Regions from separate parts of the Homo sapiens genome. Here region 2 is linked to region 1. The links are chromatin contacts, found by Hi-C in ENCODE. All regions are on one chromosome and are shown on one strand. Each heading gives the region's core, a stretch centred on a gene start or an enhancer-like site at or near the end of the contact. The rest is flanking DNA. Distances are from core to core; before and after follow the strand shown.

Region 1 (5,568 bases), core at 1,150-3,649:
TCATCTGAGACCATAATGGATTATATTAACATGAAATGACCTGTGACAATACTGGTCCCTGTTTCCCTGTACAACGCCCTCAGGCCTTCCTCATCAGGCTGCTAAGGGACCTCATTGATAAGCAGACATGGACAGACGAGGGCTCAGTCTCAGAGCGAATGCTGCGGAGTCAACTACTACTCCTCGCCTGTGTGCACAACTATCAGCCGTGCGTACAGAGGGCAGAAGGCTATTTCAGAAAGTGGAAGGAATCCAATGGAAACTTGAGGTCAGTCCTTACTAAATAACCAATTTGTTGATGTGAAGGGCATCTTTTCTGTTTTCCATCATTGGTACTAAACATTAGGGAAAACAAAAAGTTTAAGTGTCTCCCCTGCTGCCCTTTTCTGGAAAATAAATTGCTTTTTAAGATTTATCTATGTATCTCGTAACTTTAAGAAATGCTAGGAGGGAACTTCTATGCATAAAAGTCAAATATCTGGGGAGTTAGGATGGTATGGGAATAATTCTCATTTTGTATAGGCAATGCAAAATCTTATTAAACGGTGACAGCCATGCCATAGAGAAACACATGCATTGTATTTTATAGTAGTTTCTTTGGGCTTCCAAATTCCCTGACAGGGATGCATAGTAATTGCTGACACTGTCTAAGCAAGGTAGGATTTTACCGTATCTGGAAATCCCTATTCTTGCTACACTTCAGTCCTTTTTACATTTGGAGCTTAAACCCCACCCAGGAAACATTTATGCCAACAACCTACATGCTTCAGCTTAAAGAAATCCAAACAGTGGTCCTACTGCCGTCCTGACTTGTGATCATGGTGTAAATTTTGAATATAGTTTGAATTTCTTTTGGCTTGAAAGGTGATCCCCTATGGAGTCACCCAGCATCATTAAAGTATTTAAATATGTAGGTATTTATAAAAATGGCATTTCACATTTTTGAGAAGGCTACTTAAAACCTAATTTTAGATATTTTTCTCTTGCCTTTTTTTTATAAAGTGTAACTAGGCCAGGCGCGGTGGCTCACGCCTGTAATCCCAGCACTTTGGGAGGCTGAGGTGGGTGGATCACGAGGTCAGGGGATCAAGACCATCCTGGCTAAGACGGTGAAACCCCGTCTCTACTAAAATACAAAAAATGAGCCGGGCATGGTGGCGGGCGCCTGTAGTCCCAGCTACTCGGGAGGCTGAGGTAGGAGAATGGCGTGAACCCGGGAGGGCGGAGCTTGCAGGAACCGATATCGAGCCACGGCACTCCAGCCTGGGTGACAGAGCAAGACTCCGTCCTAAAAAAAAAAAAAAAAAAAATTGTAACTGAAGGAAATCAGTAGTTTTTGTTTATATTTCCAGGCATGCTTCTCTGATCATGGGGAAAGTTCAGCAGTTCATAGTTAGTCACCATTATGCCTCTAAACATACTTACTGCACCTCAGATTCTCACCGAGTGTGTTCCTTTCTATAGCCTGCCTGTCGACGTGACCTTGGCAGTGTTTGCTGTGGGGGCCCAGAGCACAGAAGGCTGGGATTTTCTTTATAGTAAATATCAGTTTTCTTTGTCCAGTACTGAGAAAAGCCAAATTGAATTTGCCCTCTGCAGAACCCAAAATAAGGAAAAGCTTCAATGGTGAGTCCGTCATTCATTCATGTTCATGTGGCCAAGGGAAATTAGATTAGATTAGATCATTCTGGCATCTATTTTTGTTTTCTTGGCCAGGAATTGCCTATCCTGCTGGGAACATACTGCAAGTCAGCACACATCTAATGAGAAAGGCAAATAATTAGGGAGAACCAGGTGTTAGGAAAAATATTTAAAGGTGTATACATTTGTGCATCTTTAAAATGACAACATATTAAAAATATTTACTAGAGCTACTCTTCCTTAACTATTCTTTTGAGCAAATGAGAGGGTATATGAGAATGGGTGTTATGAACACTATATAAATGTTAGTTTTTATTATGTAGCTATAGTGGGTTTATCAGGATTGTGGTTACCCATTTATCTTTTTAACCTTTGTTACTGGCAGACTTTTTTTTCTTTTACAAGTAATTTTATTGCAGTGATTCATAACTGTTTCATCACCTATTCATTGCTAACATTTCTTTTCTTAATCCTTCTAGGCTACTAGATGAAAGCTTTAAGGGAGATAAAATAAAAACTCAGGAGTTTCCACAAATTCTTACACTCATTGGCAGGAACCCAGTAGGATACCCACTGGCCTGGCAATTTCTGAGGAAAAACTGGAACAAACTTGTACAAAAGTAAGTGGTGCCAAAAATTGTGCTGTGACTGGATAAGTTCATAACCTTACTGTGTTTTAGCCTTGCTGTTTGTAAAAGAACAGTAACAGTCTAAAGGTACTTTTTGATTGAAGATAGGCAGTAGAAATACCTAAAATATTTGTAGAAAACATAAAACTGGACTTCAGTGCTAACTAGTGAATCTGGACAGGGATGTTTTCCATTCCATCTGGCATAACCCCTTCCTGAGCCCATGGACATATCTGAAGCCTTCCTCCTCACAGTTCAGCCCAGGCCTTCCATGAACACATTTGCTTGTTCACATCTGTCTTTGTCTAACTCTTATAGCATTTCCTGCTTCTGTCATTTTCTGTTGGATACTTAACCTTTTATTAGGCTGTTGGTGTGTATTATTCTTTACAGCTAGATCTTAACCCATTGGATAGACATCATATTTTGTATTTTTCACACCGATCAGTTTTTAGCTGAAAGCTATTATATATAGGAGGCCCTTAAAATATATGTTAAATGAATAAGTATTTCACAACCCGTTTTTGAATATTTCCCTCTCTAGGTTTGAACTTGGCTCATCTTCCATAGCCCACATGGTAATGGGTACAACAAATCAATTCTCCACAAGAACACGGCTTGAAGAGGTAAAAAAAAAAAATCTATATATATATTTTTAAACATAAATGAAAATTAGCTAATTAATATGGGGTAGACAAAATACTTTGAGGGTGTGGTGAGTTAGAAATGGATTGTCATTTAGAAGTTATTTTTGGATGCTATGGTGTTGACAGCAGCATAAATCAGTTGCAATTAAACTAGTGAAAACTGTGCCTCTTCTCAGACACGTTAAGAGGTCTTAGCTCTGCCAGTAAAAACCTTAGGACTTGAAGAAAATTACTTGAGACAATTAGTCCTTGTTTAAGGATGTTAAAAGTGGGCACTGAGGTATAAATGACTGAAGTGGTCATCCAGCTGTTGCTAAAGAGGCAGGTCCGGAATCTAGGTTCTTTATAAACCATCCAAGTTCATGGTTCCCTGTCACTTATTATGTAACCATCTACCTTCAGAAAGAATTTCAGGCAGCTTTAAGATCCATGTATAAAAGAAATGTTAAAATGAAGGACAAAAAGATACATAATGGACAGGTGATAACCATGTGAGGGACTTATGGCTGAGGATAATTCTCGCAATTGTCCCCTGAATTTATCACAGACATTCCTGGAAGTCAAGGAAAAATGAGGAATCAGTATGAGTTATTCTCATTGTCTGGTAAAAGAGAACATGAAGCATACACATTTTCTACAAAAGCAGACTTTTCTTCAGTCCTAAACTCGAGGACTTTGATGTGTGGGCCATTGAGTTCTGTGGTGTCCCTTCTATAATAAGGTTTCCTATAGTAAAGTTGTGGAACAAATTTTACAAGGCTCTTAAACTGTGGTACATTTAGATAAAAGCTGAGAGGCTAATATTAATTTTTTTAGGAGTGGTTCCATTGTGTAGTCTGGTTACACTATTTTCTAGCTTGAGATGGGGAGAGAGCTTTGGAAATGAAAAAGAATGAAGGGTTGTTACAGTCTCGTAGCTTTTTTCCAGTTTTCAGTAGCCTCATCCAGGCTTGTAAAATTAACTTGCATATAATAATTCAAGCTTGAACTCCAGCGAGGTCTAGAGCAGAGATACTCTGTCTGATGACTGAAGAGATGTCCAAAGCCTTGACCAGAAAGGTAGTCATCTATAGACAAGATCTATAGCAACAAAGCATTTCATTCATTCACTTGTATTCTCATTAATTCATTCAAGACATATATGCCACACATGGTTTTAGGTTATGGGGCTGTAACAGTGAACAGACAGACAAAACCTTTGCTGTCACGGAGCTGAAATTTCTGCTGTGGGAATCAGACAATTACAGACAAATCAACCAATGTCAAGTAGTTACATGCTCTGAAGATGAATAAGGCAAGGAGAGTGATTGGGATAGAGGGTTGGTGCTGTTTTATAGGATGATTAGGAGACATTTGAGAAGATATCGAAGGAAATGCCAACATCTAGAGGAGTATTGTGTGCAGAGGAAATATCAGGTGCGAAGATCCTGAAGCAGGGCATGAAAAGTAAAGAGCCCGAGATGTTATCATAATGGAGAGCAAACTACGGACATATAAAATACGGGAGTCATCCTGAATCCTTTCTTCCCCAGACATCTAACTACGCAAGTCCTGCCGGTCTTCCCTCAGCACATGCACTGGATCTTGCGCACTTCTCTCTGCTCTTACCCCCATTCAATCCTTTCTCATCTCTTGCCTTGCCTATTGCAATAGTGTCCTAACTGGCCTCCCCCTTGCCACTTTGCCAATAGCAAAACATTTTCCACATTGAAGACTGCAAGTCAGCCCATAACTGACCCTGGCTTCTTGAAACCCTGCCTATTGTTCTTGCAGTAAATTCCAAATCCCTCCTTCCCATGTGTCCATGACCTTGAAGACCTGGCTTCTGAGGACCTCTCTGGTGCCAATTCCCACAGGCGCTCCTGGCTTACTCTCTCATAACACTGTAGCCACTCAGCCTCCTTCTGCTCCTGGGCTACCACATGTTTCTCCTGTCTTTAAGCCTCTGCACTTTTTATTCTCTCTGCCTGGCTTGCCCATTCCCCAACTTTTCACTAGAAAGGGGCATTTTATCTTTGAGAGGTCTCGGCTCAGATCACCTTCCCCAAAACCATGCTGTTCAATGCAGGCCACATCTCCTCAGTTACTAGCATACCCCTGGCATATTTTCTTCATAGCAGTTTATTTACAGTAATCATATTTACTGCTTGTATACCCCAAAAGACTGTAAGCTCCATGAGGGGAGGATGCTTGCCTGATTCACTGCTGCATCCTCAGTGTCTAGCACAGTAATTACAGCAGAGGGATGAATAAATATCAGAGTAAATATTGGTGAACAAATGGATGAGGTTAAGTCCCTGATACATGCTGGGTTTGGGGCTTTGCACTTTACCTGCATTATATAACTACATCCTTCACCACTGCTCTTCATTTTACAAATGAGGAGACTGGCTTCCATAGAAGTTAAATCATTTGCTCAAATCAAGTTAGTAGGATAAACCTGTTTTCCTATCCCTGTATTGTGCTACTTATTGCACAGAAATTGTTCTTAAAGAGCCAAGTCTGAATCAAATATTCAGTGGAGATGTTGCATTTCCAAGGCAGGTGAAGACAGAAGAGATGATTTTGGGTCAGGACAAGGGTAAGAGTAATGGTTAACAGCTGGCTTCGCTGTTGTAGAAGGTCTGTTTTTAGTGGAGCTATCATGATGA
Region 2 (6,483 bases), core at 1,246-3,745, 2.1 Mb before region 1:
AATTTTTCATTTTGATTATTCAATTTCTTACAGGATTTTTGCTTTTTGCTGTCCACAAGAGCTGGAGGTCTAGGGATTAATTTAGCCTCTGCTGACACTGTTGTTATATTTGATTCCGATTGGAATCCACAGAATGATCTTCAGGCACAGGCTAGAGCCCATCGAATTGGGCAAAAGAAACAGGTATTTTTAATTTTAATTTATATTATATTGCTGTTTTAGAATTCTTTTTTTTTTTTTGGAAGTGATTTCAGTTTATCCTCTAGAGGATAAGATCACTGTAACAGTCATACTACTGTTTAACCGATAGGATACTGAGGAGCTTGGTTTACCAAAATCACCTGGAGAGTCTGACAGAATTGAGATAACTATGCATATATAGGATCATGTATTCTGTTTTGATCCCGTATTCTAGTCGTAACTATAAAATGCAGTGTTTTTCATTTTATAATAAAAACTTTAAAACGTCTTTACTTGCTTATTTTAACTTGAAAGGGAGTTTGAGTAGCATATGCTACCTTTCTGTTAGTCTATATTTTGTCCATGTGCTTACAAGATTCTCCACATGTAAACGTGACCCCATTTTATAATTGTAACAACATACCCTTAAATGGTGGTACTGAACCTTTACCTAGAGAAATAGGGAAAATTTACTGCAGAATCTTTGACCTAGAGAAATAGGGAAAATTTACTACACCAATTCTTTTCAATTTTGGAGAGTTTGTTTTATGGTGGGTTTCTTATTAACTTGGGGAGTAGTTCATAGAATTTTGCATTATATAGAGTGATGAAACATTAGAATCAAGGCAACGAGTATAAGAAGGCTATCAGAAGTTTACATGCCCCCCCCCCATTTTCCCCAGCTAAATCATAACATAAAAATTACTGTCATTCCTTTAAAAAAAAATAAGCAAATGCAATCTCCTTATCAAAATATTAAGAAGGAAGGAAGGATATAGTTTCAAAATAGTCCCTTAAGTTGAGGAACTCTAGCTTTAAACATGTTTTTTAAATTTTCATTTTGCTTTTAACCAGTGAAAACTTCATATAGAATGAGCTTCAATTTGTGTGCCAGTGTTTAGGCACTTGAGGTTAGCAAAACAAATCCTTTATACTGCAATTTGTTTCCTCATGTGTATTTTTACAGGTGAATATTTATCGTCTAGTTACAAAGGGATCAGTTGAAGAAGATATTCTTGAAAGGGCGAAAAAGAAGATGGTTTTAGATCATCTTGTAATTCAAAGAATGGACACAACTGGGAAGACAGTACTACATACAGGTTCTGCCCCATCAAGGTGGTTACTTGATTATTAAAAAAATGTCATTTTAGAGTCAGTAAACTCATATTTTTGATATGTTACATCACTGTAGATCATTGAGGAAATGTATTCAGAGTTGTACTTTTTATATTTTGGAAGACTTTGGACTAATTTCTAGTTAGAAGACATACTTCAAATACCTGGTTTCATCGCTACAGATTTGTAATTTTAGGGGTAATCTCTTTCACTTCTATGCTTCAAGTTCCTTATTTTAAAATAAATATACTGCACTAGGCAACATAGTGAAACCCCACCTCTGCAAAAAATAAAAAACTTAGCTGGGCATGGTGACACACAACTGTAGTCCCAGCTACTCAGGAGGCTGAGGTGGGAGGATCAGTTGAGCCCGGGAGGCGGAGGTTGCAGTGAGCTAAGATTGTGCCAGTGCACTTCAGCCTGGGTGACAGAAGGAGACACTGTCTCCAAAAAAAAAAAAAAGGATTCTAATACTTGATTTGTCTAACTTCTTCATGTAACTGTTGTAAAGGTGAAAATGTCAGTAATTAATAAAAGTGCTGTGTAACTGTTATATTTTTAACTGTTAATGTTAAGCATTTTTGTTTTTCCTGTTTTAGTTCTACTCCTTTCAATAAAGAAGAGTTATCAGCCATTTTAAAGTTTGGTGCTGAAGAACTTTTTAAGGAACCTGAAGGAGAAGAACAAGAGCCCCAGGTAAAAAAAAAAAAAAAAAAAAAAAAGGCCTGCCTCAGAATATGTGTCATATATTTGACAGGATGAAAGGATTCAAGTATATTTAAATATTGTCTTTTTAATTATAGGAAATGGATATAGATGAAATCTTGAAGAGAGCTGAAACTCATGAAAATGAACCAGGTCCTTTAACTGTAGGAGATGAATTGCTTTCCCAGTTCAAGGTAGATTTAAACAAAATTTTCCTTGTAATTACATAAATTGAGAGGAATTGAGTTATGTCATTTAGTGGTTTGTTAATCTTTCTTTAAGCATAATCAGGAAGATTGCTGTGTTATGTAAAAACTACTCTCTCTTGTTCAGACAAACCAGTAGCAAACTGATTTGAAAGAGACCAAACCCATTTATGAAGTTACATTTAGTTGGGTGGAAAGAGCTGTTGTTTCCTAATTAGCAACTAGAATAGTGTTTGGCAAATAGCATGTCCTTAAATACTTAGGTAAATAAATGAATCAGTGTGATCTCTTACTTAGATTTCCATGACTGAAAGCTTTCAGCTGATATTTTTTTGAAGCAGTTTTTGACATTAACTTATCACAAATAAGAAAACTCAAGTAAATCAGTCAAAGTAAGCAATAAGCTACTATATATTGATACTTAATATCCCTGGTTTGTTGAGGGTCAATGAGTTGAAAGGAGTCCTAAAACAACGTAAGTCAACTGACCTCATGGAGTAAGTTAAGTGCCATTTGTTTGAAGAAACAGGTTTCTCTACATCTTAGCTGTTTTCTCTGAACTGTGGTTTTTAAAGATCAATTCATTTCATGTGTTCATTTGACAAATATTTATGGAACACCTACAGTGTACCCCACACAGTGAATAAAAAACTTTTATAATTTTAATGAATCATTCTGACTACTTTGTGGTTGATTGACTGTAGTGAGGAAAGAGCTATAGCAGGGGGAGATAAGACAGAATGTTGAGTAATCCTGGTTAAGAGGTGAAGGTTTCTGGAATCACAGGCGTGAGCCACTTCGCCCGGCTGTGATAGTTAGCCTTAATGGGTGCTTTCTGTATACCAGACCTTGCATAGTACCTTAAATGTGCTATCTTATGTAATCCTCACAGAAATTAGTGTGCTCTCAAAGAGCTCTATGTCTCTGCCAGTAGCTCTTTAGATAGTGTTTTTGTGACCATAAAAATGATATTAGATTGTTCTACAATACTTGATAGGTGGACTGGTCTGAGAATTTCTGCAGATTATTTAGCATGTTAATAGTATAAATTACTTTTTTGTTGTTCTGTTAACTGCTCTTAGTTCTGTGATGCTACTAATTTTGTTGAGCAGTAGGGCAAAATAAAATCATTCCTAGAGGATTATTAGATGTCATTTGGTTTGATCTGCTTTGCCCTAATGAAGAAATGAATCTAGGTTGTTTAGAAGTTATATTTGGTTTAGTCCACAGCCATGTTCATTATCCTAAGGAGCATGCCAGTTCTTCCCCTTAAAAAAAACTTTTAGGGATCAATTTTTCTGTAACAGTTACTCTTAAAATTCTGAAATTTATCAGGTTGCCAACTTCTCAAATATGGATGAGGATGACATTGAGTTGGAACCTGAAAGAAATTCAAAGAATTGGGAGGAAATTATTCCAGAAGATCAAAGAAGACGATTAGAAGAAGAAGAAAGACAAAAGGAACTTGAAGAAATTTATATGCTCCCAAGAATGAGAAATTGTGCAAAACAGGTGATTTTGCAATTTTAAAGATATTTCTATAAAGTAAGAGTATTCAACCTGGGCTGATTTTGTTTGTTTCTACGAGGTATCAGTCCATAGTTTTCTTTTCTTGTAATGGCCTTGATTTGATAATGTTTGCCTCATGAAATGAGTTGAGAAGTGTTTCTTCCTCTTTTATTCATCTTTTCAAAGAACCTGCTCCTGGTTTCATTGATTTTTGTGTGTGTGTGTGTTTTTAATTTCATGAGTTTCCACAATTTATTATTTCTTCCTTTCTGCTTTTGATTTAATTTGCTGTTTTCTTTCTTTTCTTTTCTTTTTTCTTTGGTGACAGCATCTTGCTCTATTGCCAAGGCTGGAGTGCAGTGGCACAATTCTGGCTCACTGCAACCTTAACCTCCCGGCCTCAGATGATCCTCCCACTTCAGCCTCCCAAATAGCTGGGACTACAGGTGTGTCCCACCACACCCAGCTGATTTTTGTATTCTTTTTGTAGAGATGGAGTTTTACCATGTTGTCCAGGCTGGTCTGGAACTTCTGGGCTTAAGTGATCCATCTGCCTTGGCCTACCAAAATGTTGGGACTATAGCACGAGCCACTGCACCTGGCCTCTTTTATTCAGTTTCTTAAGGTGCAAGCTTAGATATAGAAATGTAATCTCTCTTTTCTAATATCGGCATTTAATGCTACAAATTTTTCTTTAAGCGTTACTTTTTCTGAATCTTCCAAATCTATTTTTATATTTTCCTTAATTTAAAAACATTTTAAAATTTCCCATATGACTTATCTTTGACCCACAGGTTTTTTTAGAAGTATGTTTTAAAATGTTCAGATATTTAGGAAATTTTTCAACTATGTTTGTTAATCATTGGTAGTTTAATTCTGTCATGTTCAGAAAGCATATTTTATGTAATTTTAATTTTTAAAAATTTGTTGGTGTTTATTCAGTGGCCTAAGTAAACAAATACCAAAATTTTGAATAACTGTAATAGTGCCATGCCAAGCTATATTGCCAAAAAGGAAAAAAATTCTAAGACTAATTTCTTTTTCTAGTATCCTTTGGTTTTTAGGATATAAGATTTTTTGTCTTGATTGCTGAGTTTTTTCGTGCTTCCTTAAATTTTAAGCCTGGGGCAAATGAGGGGCTTGCCCCACTCTAGTCCCTGCCCTGCTACCATTCCCCGAAGGGTAGAGCTTTTTGTTTTTTCTTTTCTTGCAACCGTATTAGATCTTATTCTGTTCCCTCAGTTGAGCAGATGGGAAAGGTCTGGCAAGGCTTCCTTCCTGTTTCCACAAAGGTGACTGCTCACTTTCTCCAAGGCTGTACCATGGAGGAAAGTTTTCTCCAGTCTTCCTTCTCATGAGCACCTGGTGGAAGTTCGTGGCAAAGTGCTTGAGAGTGGGTGCAGGTCCTCCGAGTTTTGGCTGTTAGGTCCTGTGATCTCACAATAGCGTACACTCAGCCATTAGCAGATTTTAGCTGATCTCCTCTTACCTGCTTGTATGGTACTTGATTTCTGTCACCTGTGTTCTTCACAAATGAGCCACTGTTCAAGTCCTCTTTTTCTCTTTTTGTAATCTCCTGTATATCCTTACATTTAGATGTGTAGGTTGCCGTGTGATTTCATCTCTCTGATGTTAAACAGAAAAATTATGATTTTGTACATCAGATTTGTTGTTAGAGTAGGAGCAGTGCCCCTACCAAGTTTCTACATAACAGCCAGAAGTAGAGCCAAAAATAATGCTTTTGGCCTGAAAGTAACCATGCATGTTATTTCTTGTTTCTGTTTATTTCTCCAAACCCCTAAGTAGTTTTGTTTTAGAGTGTGTGAGAATGCAGCATTGCATTAGATCTTGTGAAAGGATCAAGGGAGGTTAGAAAAAAAAGGTCTAAATACCATTTTTTACTTCATTTAACTTTCAGCATATTAGAGGTTCGGAATATGTGCCAAGGCTTTGGAAAAACTCCCAAGACTTACAGAATATATGTTTTGATGTATCTTATTAAAATTAATGGATGTTACAAATAGCCTTTTATGTGGGTTCAACTGGCATTTTTTTCTTTCAAATATCTGATTTGTCTAGTTAGAATAGCAATATGTGGATATTAAGCAGAACGGAAAAAAAGACAGCTAATCAATCTGTTCATCCAGAGATAGGACTGATAACATTATCACAGTGTACATCATTCTAATTTTTAAAAATTCATTATCATTTGCCAAATTAAGTTGGAGTTGTATTAATTTGGAACTTTTTCTTCTTTTTGACAGTATGTCATGAATGTTAATTATTCTACAACCCCATTTTTAATGGTGTCTCAGCATTCTATCGTATAGATTTGTCTGGTCTCTCTTTGATGAATATTTAGATTATTTGCTTTTTGTTTTTGAGACAGGATCTCACTGTGTTGCTCAGGCTGAAATGCCATGGTATGGTCATGGCTCACTGCAGCCTCAGCTTCCTGGGGTCAAATGATCCTCCCACCTCAGCCTCTCATGTAGCTGGAACTACGGGTGCATGCTACAAAAATACCTGGCTAATATTTTAAATTTTTGGTAGAGACAAGGTCTCACTATGTTGCCTAAGCTGGTCTTGAACTCCTGGGCTCAAGTTATCTTCCTGCCTTGGCCTCCCAGTCATGCTGGGATTACAGGCATGAGCTGCTGCACTCAGCCACATTTTTCTTTTATGATGTAAATTACTTTATTGATCAATGTTTCTTCACAGTTCTGATCTCCTCAGGAAAAATGCCTAGAGGTTATGTTGCTGCGTC

Evidence for each region. Hi-C counts contacts between places; a loop is a spot of excess contacts on that map. Pooled maps may share reads with other maps.
Region 2: a loop to region 1 is called in a map of naive thymus-derived CD4-positive, alpha-beta T cell, with 4 times the contacts of the local background. The contact joins two enhancer-like sites. A Hi-C loop is called at or near these places in 4 of 168 maps with a recorded cell type or tissue (CD4-positive, alpha-beta T cell, CD8-positive, alpha-beta T cell, esophagus muscularis mucosa and 1 more) and 11 of 50 pooled maps.

What each region holds. Positions count from the first base shown.
Region 1 is chr5:96,777,751-96,783,318 of GRCh38, reverse strand. ERAP1 (endoplasmic reticulum aminopeptidase 1) reads left to right here. Exons shown (of 19, transcript NM_001040458.3): 15 at 84-268; 16 at 1,465-1,626; 17 at 2,121-2,261; 18 at 2,815-2,896. Among named protein-coding and RNA genes, the nearest start is that of ERAP1, 27 kb to the left of the region's middle. RefSeq lists an enhancer at 1,748-2,947. Within about 2 kb of position 2,399, at least 2 of the 41 ENCODE cell types and tissues checked have a DNase peak (open chromatin) inside an H3K27ac peak, as active enhancers do.
Region 2 is chr5:98,876,788-98,883,270 of GRCh38, reverse strand. It overlaps CHD1 (chromodomain helicase DNA binding protein 1), which reads left to right. Exons shown (of 36, transcript NM_001270.4): 19 at 34-183; 20 at 1,148-1,296; 21 at 1,896-1,992; 22 at 2,100-2,195; 23 at 3,543-3,719. Among named protein-coding and RNA genes, the nearest start is that of CHD1-DT, 49 kb to the left of the region's middle. Within about 2 kb of position 2,495, at least 2 of the 41 ENCODE cell types and tissues checked have a DNase peak (open chromatin) inside an H3K27ac peak, as active enhancers do.